Linked DNA regions of Homo sapiens: all the other regions are linked to region 2. The links are chromatin contacts, found by Hi-C or POLR2A ChIA-PET in ENCODE. All regions are on one chromosome and are shown on one strand. Each heading gives the region's core, a stretch centred on a gene start or an enhancer-like site at or near the end of the contact. The rest is flanking DNA. Distances are from core to core; before and after follow the strand shown.

What was found. Hi-C counts contacts between places; a loop is a spot of excess contacts on that map. ChIA-PET counts read pairs that join two places held with the same protein, here RNA polymerase II (POLR2A). Pooled maps may share reads with other maps.
Region 1: a loop to region 2 is called in a map of chondrocyte, with 9 times the contacts of the local background. The contact joins the promoter of DNAJC27 here to the promoter of FAM228B in region 2. A Hi-C loop is called at or near these places in 1 of 168 maps with a recorded cell type or tissue (chondrocyte), 2 of 37 single-sample maps with no recorded cell type and 7 of 50 pooled maps.
Region 3: a loop to region 2 is called in a map of sigmoid colon, with 3 times the contacts of the local background. The contact joins the promoter of CENPO here to the promoter of FAM228B in region 2. A Hi-C loop is called at or near these places in 1 of 168 maps with a recorded cell type or tissue (sigmoid colon), 5 of 37 single-sample maps with no recorded cell type and 10 of 50 pooled maps. POLR2A ChIA-PET finds 5 or more read pairs at or near these places in 2 of 52 experiments (B cell and H1).

The regions. Positions count from the first base shown.
Region 1 is chr2:24,970,701-24,973,428 of GRCh38, reverse strand. It overlaps DNAJC27 (DnaJ heat shock protein family (Hsp40) member C27), which reads left to right and starts at 1,474. Exons shown (of 7, transcript NM_016544.3): 1 at 1,474-1,611. The coding sequence starts at 1,525. DNAJC27-AS1 (DNAJC27 antisense RNA 1) reads right to left here and starts at 1,317. Exons shown (of 3, transcript NR_034113.1): 1 at 1,197-1,317. RefSeq lists enhancers at 425-942, 1,154-1,233, 943-1,461, 1,444-1,553, 1,814-1,923 and 2 more and a silencer at 1,684-1,763.
Region 2 is chr2:24,122,171-24,124,915 of GRCh38, reverse strand. It overlaps FAM228B (family with sequence similarity 228 member B), which reads right to left and starts at 1,447. Exons shown (of 11, transcript NM_001145710.2): 1 at 1,383-1,447; 2 at 456-586. The coding sequence starts at 554. It overlaps PFN4 (profilin family member 4), which reads left to right and starts at 1,582. Exons shown (of 5, transcript NM_199346.3): 1 at 1,582-1,798; 2 at 2,369-2,497. The coding sequence starts at 2,381. RefSeq lists an enhancer at 696-945 and a silencer at 1,016-1,515.
Region 3 is chr2:24,791,918-24,794,977 of GRCh38, reverse strand. CENPO (centromere protein O) reads right to left here and starts at 1,553. Exons shown (of 8, transcript NM_001322101.2): 1 at 1,477-1,553; 2 at 1,013-1,126. The coding sequence starts at 1,058. It overlaps PTRHD1 (peptidyl-tRNA hydrolase domain containing 1), which reads left to right and starts at 1,587. Exons shown (of 2, transcript NM_001013663.2): 1 at 1,587-1,852. The coding sequence starts at 1,601. It overlaps LOC105369164 (a long non-coding RNA gene), which reads left to right and starts at 1,903. Exons shown (of 3, transcript XR_939843.4): 1 at 1,903-2,211; 2 at 2,394-2,594. RefSeq lists an enhancer at 1,497-1,926.

The DNA.
Region 1 (2,728 bases), core at 225-2,724, 850 kb before region 2:
TTTAAATCTGTGGCATGTTTTACTGCTTAGTCTCAACAGCACCATACTTAATCAATCATAACAGCTGAAGATTTGACATTTTATAATTATTCTTCCACAATACCAGTTACCCTATTACAGGGCCAAAGGTGAACTGTCGAAGAAATTACATGTTTAGTAATTTGATTTATTAAATCATACTGAGAAGTTAGCATGTGGATTCTTTTAAGCTTTAAAACTATCCAAATTCTAACCAGGACTTATATTTCATATTTGTAAATAATTTTAGAAGCTTCAGTGAATTAAGTTATATTATTTGATTATCAAAACAATCCAGAATAAACTTGTCTTAAAAAAAACTTAATGTTTAAAAAACACATTTTAAAATTAAAATGTGGAAAATCTGACTTTACTGTGAAATGTTGAGCCTTTGCTCATTGCCTTCCTGTAATGCACTTCCCTTAAGATGTTTAAAGTTAGGTGAGAAAAGAAGCAATGCTACTTTTGTCTTTGTAATATACAGGGAAATTGGCAGCCATTTTTTTTCAGGGCACTATAAATAATCATTGTCAAGTTCTATTTATCTTCTGTAACTGAAGATATTCACTGAAAAAAAATTACCGTTCCTGTCAGACTGACTTTTATTCAAGCACTGTCACATTGTCAGCTAAAGGGAAGGGGAGAGCAGACGTCGAGGTCACGTTCGAAGCGAACAGCGGGGAGCTGAGGAAACTGACGTCCACAGCTCCAGCCTGGCTTAGCGTTAACACCTGCAGTAGACCAAGCCTTTCTCCCACAGAGGAGTCAACAAATCCATCAGAGATCTGTAATAGGAGGGCCAAGACTAAACACTCTTGCCTTGACTCCAAATAGACAACTCCATTTAAAATAAAAAACAATAGGAACCAGATTCAGAATCGCTTCACGCCTTGCCCAAGGCCCTCTTCCAGAACCAGGGTTCCGACCTCCCCACTTTCCTGGCTTTGGGGTCTGCCTCTCGGGGATCTCGAGCAAGGGGAACAAAATATTGGAGGGGGAAGAGGAGCAGCAGCCCGGCCCATGGAACCGAAAAAGAATCCAGAAAAAAAAAAAAACACTCCCAAACGGACGAGACACTACCAGACCCGCCCTGAAGAGCCAATACATTTCCACCACTCGGCTGCGAAAGCAACAAACGCCTCCCGTCCGGGCGTCCCTGAAAACAAGGACGCGCTCACCTCGAAGGGTAAACCCAGCCGCCCCCCAACGCCGCCTTCCCGTCAGGGGACGAGGCCTTAGAAACTCGGTAACTGCAGTCGCGTCTCCAGGGCCTGCAGATGACGTCAGCAGCCCCGCGCTAGCATCGCGAGACTCCCGTCTCCCTCCCCCGGCTCCCCACGCTCCCAACCGCCCGCGCCTGCTGCCAGGCAGCGGCGGGGATGGCGAGCAGCGGAGGCGAGGCGGTGACGAGAGCAGCGGCTCCGCCATTGGACGAGGAGGCCTGAGGGACGGGCCAGCGGTGCACAAGAAGAGACCGAGGCGGGTGGCCCCGAGAGAGCCAGGGCCATGGAGGCCAACATGCCGAAGCGGAAGGAGCCCGGCAGGTCTCTCCGCATCAAAGTCATCTCCATGGGCAACGCCGAAGTGGGGAAAGTGAGTACAGCGAGCCGGGAGGGGCGGGCCCCAGCGTGGCGGGGCGACGTGTCCATTGGCTGGAAGGGCGGCCACTCAACAGCCTGGGGCCCGGCCTCCTCTCCGCCCCCGAGCAGGCCCGGGTCTCAGCCGAGGGGTGCGGCTCCGCGAACGAAACTCCCCGACCTTTTTGACCTTTCCGTTGCCCCCTCGTCCTCCGACGTCACTCTTCCGGAGATGGTGTCTGGGGTGGCCTCTAAGCCTTGAATGTACCCCCAAAAGAGTAAGAAGGCCTGGGTCCCCATGAGGGGCCGTCGGCCTAGATACCTTGCCCGCGTTCTAGGGGGCCGTCCGGGACCGGGAGATGGAGGATGAAAGTTTAGTTCCCCCAGCCGGGCCTGGGAGCCGGCGGAACGTTATGGGGTGCGTGTGAGAATTTGGGGTTCGCGAAATGGTGCCCGGCAGCCCAGATTCTGCATTCCCGTCACGAGAGAGCGTAACTGACGTTGACGTGTTTCACAGGGGAGGTGCAAGGGATGGCCGGGGTCCGCGCTGTTTTGTTTTGCGTTGTGTTTTATTTTTGGTGGTGTCCCCATATCTGTTAGTTCCACCGCCCTTCTCTCTGCCCCATCTGTGGTTCATCAGCTATAAACTCTCCTTTAGTACGTGGGGAGGGAAGGCCAGAGGTAACCTGAGGCCTTTTCCCTTATGAATTCCAAGACGGCCTCCTCTTCACTCAAATTCTTTCCTTTTGGGCAAGTGGAATCTGTTGGTTAAGAACTTCCCAAGGTCATCAAATCAGTGACCGAGGAAAGATTAGAACCTAAGTCTTCACATTCCCACTGCGGTGCTCTTTCCGTCGTTGTATGCGTTCAAAATCAACTCCGAAAGAGCTGTTAAGGCAGTGCCTAGTCCAGTGCCTGGCACCCAGGAGATGCTCAGTAAATGTTTACTTAGTGTTTTTTATTTCTGTGTAGCATGATCCCGTACTACTTTTGTGTGTATGTGCTAGCATAGTATTCACTGAAAGTCAACATTTTTTTGAACGTCAGCTGTGTACGAGGTGTTTTTTTTTTTCTAGGGACTGGGCACGCTAGCTCAGGCCTGTAATACATCAGCACTTTGGGAGGACGAGGCG
Region 2 (2,745 bases), core at 198-2,697:
AGCCTAGGCGACACAGTGTAGAGATTTTTTGTATCTCTACAGAAAATACAAAAATTAGCCAGACATGGTGGCGTGCGCCTATACTTCCAGCTACTAGGGAGTGGAAGGATGGCTTGATTCCAGGAGGAAACATAGCAAGACCCTGTCTCAAATATAAATAAATAAATAAATACATCATATCAAAATTTGGGTGATGCAGCTAAGGCAGTACCTCAAGAGAAACTTATAGCTATGTTACATTTTAAAAGGTATATAATCAATGACCTATGATTCCACCTTAAGATGTTAGAAAAAAACAGCAAAGTGAATATACAAAGTTAGTAAAGTGAAGGGAATAATAAACAGAATGAAATAAAAACAAACAATAGAAAAAACAATATATTTAGCACAAGCCACTTCCTACTGCAACGATCCAAGTAAAAAAATCTCCAAATCCCACACTATTTGATATATACCTCCATAAAACAAAGGGGCTTGGGCTCCAACCATTCTTTTGAGCTCTTGAGCTTGGGAAGTGTGCCAGTTACCAGATCATCACTGTCTACATTTTTCATTGTGGTCACAAATAACAATGCCCCTGGAAAAACTAAAAATCATCTTATTTAGTATTGAACATTTCACAGTCATCTGATTTTCTCTTCTGTTTAATACCACCTGTGTCCTTGCACACACGCAAAATGGATTTTGAACACTAACCATCCAGTTTCCCTAACAAGAGGCCTTCACTACAGACTCCAGATGACGGCTTCAGAGCCAGCCTCCTTTATAAGCAGGCGAGATGCTCTTTGAAAGAATCCCCCGTCCCTTGGAATGGATTCCCACGTCCCCCTCCAAGGCAGCCCATTCCAGCCAGTGTGGCAGCTTCAGCCTGGCCTCTCGGAGTCCCATTTGCAACACTTTTCTGACTTTGGTGGCCTCGAGTGGGAAGAACTGCAACTTTCTGGCCACAGAAACACAGGCTGAGCTGCTTAGAGAAGGCAGGGAGGGGCTTTCGGTCATACTGCGCGAGTCTTCGAGCTCTGAGCGGCTCGAAGTCCTCCCCGAGGCACGGGTGCGACGGGGATGTCGTAGGCGTCCGCACCCGCTCTCGCTCATCGCGCCCACTCCCGGCCCTTCCTCCCACCCACTAGGCCGGGCGCCTGCGGCCTCCACGCCAGCCCCGGGCCGGGGGCCTCCCGCGCAGGCGCGTCGTGCGCGGGGACCGCCCGGCCTGGCGGGGAGGTCGCCGGCCGCGACAGGCACCTCTCTGCCCTCCCAAGGCCAGCAGGCCCGCGGCCGTCCTGCTACACACTCGGGCCCGGCCCGACGACCCCGGAGCCGTCCGACTGCGGCTGGAAGGGAGCCCGCCCGCGTCTGCGGAACGCGCGAATGTTGGCGCCCACCGTCTCCCGGACGCAGCGCCGCGCGAGCACTCCGCCCCCTGCGCCGCGGGTTCCACAGCGAGTCCGCGCGGGCGGTGCCGGGGCGGCGGAGGACGGCTTCAGGCCCAAAGGGGATTGGGCGGCGGCTCTAGGTGGCGGGTCTTGGTTTGCGGAAGGGGCTGGAGTCGCTGCTTCTCGGTGACCGGCGCGTGGCCCGGCCAATCCTGCCGCCGCCACCCACCCGCAACCGCGTCCGTTGACGGTCGGGTCCTTGGTCGCCGGGTCCTTGCGGGCACCACAGAGCGGGGTGGCGTCCGCTCCCTCGAGTCCTCGGTGCCAGGGAATTCACCGCTCACCACCCCCTGCCCCGCCTTGGGTCCTGCTCGGGGACCAAACCACTGGAAGGCAGTGGCGGGAAACGGGCGCCTGTGCCGGAGGTCCTGATGAGGGGGGTCCAAGGCTTGGGGACTTGTGCGGGAAATGTGGGTTTAAGTGCCTTCAAGGTGTTTTTAGTCCATTGGGATGTTGATCAGCGTTCATAGCTGGCGCTGATGCAGGTCACCGGGAAGGGAATGTGTGGGTTTATGGCCACGCATAATCTCTTTTAGTCGTGTTTAACTTAGCAGGGTAGCTCTCCATCCTGGCTGGGTTTTGTTTTTTGTTTTTATTTTTTATTTTACAGAGTTTTTCTCAGTGTGTAATGTTTGTTTTTAAATCGCAGATAATCCTGATGTAAACCATTGACATAGCCAGAAAATCACCAGGCTGTGATTTTCCAAACTCAGCTTCATAACCTATTCTGTGTGAGCTGTGATTTTTCTATGATTCTGTTTTCCTCTTTGGGTACTGGTGGGCCCTGAATGATGGACCACCGTTTTCACCCTGTACCTTTTCAAAGTACACTTGCTGATCTTAGAACTGTCTGCAGTGTCTTAAGGACATTTGTATTCACATGCCTTTTAAAAGCTAGCCAGAGTCAATGGCTTCAACTGCACTTTCCCTTTCAGAGTTGAGGGAACATGAGCCATTTGCAGAGCTTATTGTTAGACACCCTCTTGGGAACCAAGCATGTGGACAGTGCAGCCCTCATCAAAATCCAGGAGCGGAGCTTGTGTGTAGCATCACCAGGTTTCAATGTAAGAAAAAACAAGTTTGGACCTAAGACTTGATTTACTTATTATTTCTATTCTTCCAAAAAATGAAGCAGACATGACTTTTTTTTTTTTTTGAGACGGAATTTCACTCTTGTTGCTTAGCCTGGGATGCAATGGCATGATCTCAGCTCACTGCAACCTCCGCCTCTCAAGCGATTCTTGAGCCTTAGCCTCCCGAGTAGCTGGGATTACAGGAGTGCGCTACCAGGCCCGGCTAATTTTTGTATTTT
Region 3 (3,060 bases), core at 304-2,803, 670 kb before region 2:
ACTTCTCTGTTATCAATGATAATGATGACCCAGAGAAAAATAGGATAACCAAATTCACTGACGCGCTCAGAAATTCTTTTTAAAACTGTAATTTAAGTTAGGTTTTATGGCAAGCTTTCCCAAAGTACTAACGTAGAACCCTTTGGATTTAGGCATCAGGCTTGAGTAAGTATTTCAAAGTTCTAAAAAGTATTAGTAGCAAAGAACATAAAGTCACACAAAACCAGAACTGTCCACAAATATTACTAGGCACTAAAGAAGAAAGCAACTTACTCCTGGACAGAAATTCAAACGCAAATCTCAGTTTCCAAAGGATTGACTAAGGACTAAGTAAAAGTAATAGTTTCGTAATTCTAAGCAACTCTAACAAGCATTCTTTAAACACCTTCTACATTTTAAGACACAAAGTATGTAAAGAATTAAGCCTTTCATTGAATATTTCCTATATATTAGACATGTGCTAAATGCTTCACTTGAAAAGTCTGAGTTCAATACTTTTCCACCACAAAAGAAATACTTTTTCCACAACCACAACTACAGTGCTATTTTCACCTCCATTTTCCAGATGAAGAAACAGAGGCAGAGAATAAAGTGACTTGCCTAAGGTCACAATATTTATCATGGCAGAGCCAACACTCAAAACCAGTTCTAGCCAACACTAAAGTCACTGCCCTACACTGGCCCTCCCTCAAGAGTAATGCATACATGGCCCAAAAAATCCGGGGAGAGGAAAGGGACCTCCCTGGCTAGAACCGCAGTTCAGAATATAAACACTGAGCATATGATGGATGCAACTTATCCGTTTCAAAAGGGGTGGGAGCCTAGAAACGAAGCCATTTTTCCTCCTCGAATAATCTTGGCTGCCTGTCCCTTTGTCTTCAATGTTAGTTCCTTTCACTATTCTGCTCCCAAACAGGCCAGGTCCCACGTCAGTTCCAGGAGGAAAGGGCTCTCTCAGCCTGCGGGTCATCTTTGGGCAGCAGCAGGAAGGAGGCGGCGACCCTCTGAATACCTCCTTTGGACTCGCCATCTGGACGTAAAGGGTTCGCCTGCTCCATCTCAGATTCCCAAGGGCCTTCCCATGAAGTTGTCTAGGCAACCGGTGATAGGGACTCCAATGTCCTTGCTAATAAAAGAAAAATGGCAACAGTCACATCACATCTAGTCCCATTCAAACCCAGACGGCAGGGCACACACCACTCAGGCACAACCCCTGGGCCGCGGATGACACAAATGTCACGGCTAGGATCCCCTTTCCTGAGCCGCCCGCCCTCTCCCATCGTCCGAGCCAGCAGAGTCCATGCCCACCCCCGCGCCCATCCCGCGGCCCCGGCGCGCTCCCGAGGCCACGGCTACTCTGGTCCAGCGGGCTTCCCGGCCACGGAAGGAGTTTTAAGAAGGCCGTTCAGCCCGCCACCCTGGCCACGGTCCGGTCCGACAATGGGTCTTTCCCCTACCTTCTCCCTTCTAGCTCACCCAGGCCAGAAGCGAGAATTCCCGCCATCCACGTCTTCAAAACCAAACCAACCGGTCCCGGCGTGCTTTGCGATCCTGCCGTACAAAAGCATGGCGGCGCTCAGGGCCCCGCCCTGATCCCAAGATGCACCGGGGAGTAGGTCCGGCCTTTCGGGTGGTCAGGAAGATGGCGGCCTCTGGGGCGGAGCCGCAGGTCCTGGTACAATACTTGGTGTTACGAAAGGATCTATCACAAGCTCCGTTCTCCTGGCCGGCGGGCGCACTGGTAGCGCAGGCTTGTCACGCGGCCACCGCGGCCTTGCACACTCACCGCGACCACCCGCACACAGCCGCTTACCTCCAAGAGCTGGGGCGCATGCGCAAAGTGGTCCTCGAGGTGAGGCACTCGGGCGGAGGGGGAGGTGCTGAGACATCGAGGGCGGAAGTGGGTGTGGTCTTCGGTCCGAAGGCCTGGCTGCGGGGAGTGGGTGCGGCGGGAGTTGGGGTGATCGTTAACATTTAGACTGGAGCTGTTTCCCTGGAGGTGCGCCCTTGGGAAGGGCCTGACTGTGTGAAGAGTGGACAGCAGTCCTCCGCCCCCTGCTGGGCTCGCGGTAAAGTGGTGGCTCCTGTGTCCCCGCTGTTCCGCCTGTGCACTGGCCGACTTTTTAAAGCCATGCCCCAAAGTGCTGTCCTCCTGCAAAACCGAGCCCGAAGGGACAGTGCAAAGTGAAGTCAAACTGAGTATTTACCTGGGTAGGACGCCAAATTATTTGAAAATAAATACTAAAAACGTTAGTATAAATTGAACCTAGCTTCAGCTAGACCAGGCACCAGGTGTGTAAATCGGTACACCTTTTAAAATAGCAGTCAGGTTCTGTTTGCAGATGACCAAACAAATCTCACCCTTACCCTTTGACTCTCTATCCTGCTGCTAGAGATGTAGCCTAAGAAAATAATCAGATGCACCCAAAGAGCTTTGCACAAGGATATTCATGGGAGCCCTTATGGTTTTGAAGCATATTTAGTGGTCGGGAAGAGTGCTCATGATGCGAAGCTAACTGAACTATATATACAGAATGATCCAGACTTTGAAAGGAAAAACTAAAGAAATACATCTACATATTAAGTAGTGCATGGTGAGATTTTGGTTATTTCCTAATGCTTAATCTGTATTTTTAAAATTTTCTACCTTAAGCACATATTTTATAATAAGGAAAAACGGCTTTAATAATAAACGGCTTTTTATAATAAGGAAAAACGGCTTTAAGCCAGAACTCAGGTGGAGGGGTGGAGTAATCCCTTCATGGGTAACTGACAAAGATAGATTATCTTTCAAGAGAAAAATTGCTGCTGGATAGTGAAACATCAAGCGGTAACCTGTAGGAAAAATGCCTTGAGAATCTGTGTAGGCAGAACAGAAGCTGCTGGCTTTTCACTTAGATTTTCTTCCTAGTAAGAGGTCTCAAGAAATCAGGTTAGACTCCTCTTGTCGCAGGTGAAACTCTCTGAAGCCTACAGGGATTAAGTGACTCCCCTGAGTTTAAAAGAGGGTCTCATGATTCTTAGTTGTTAGTCATGACTCAAGAAAGGGACTTAGGAGTC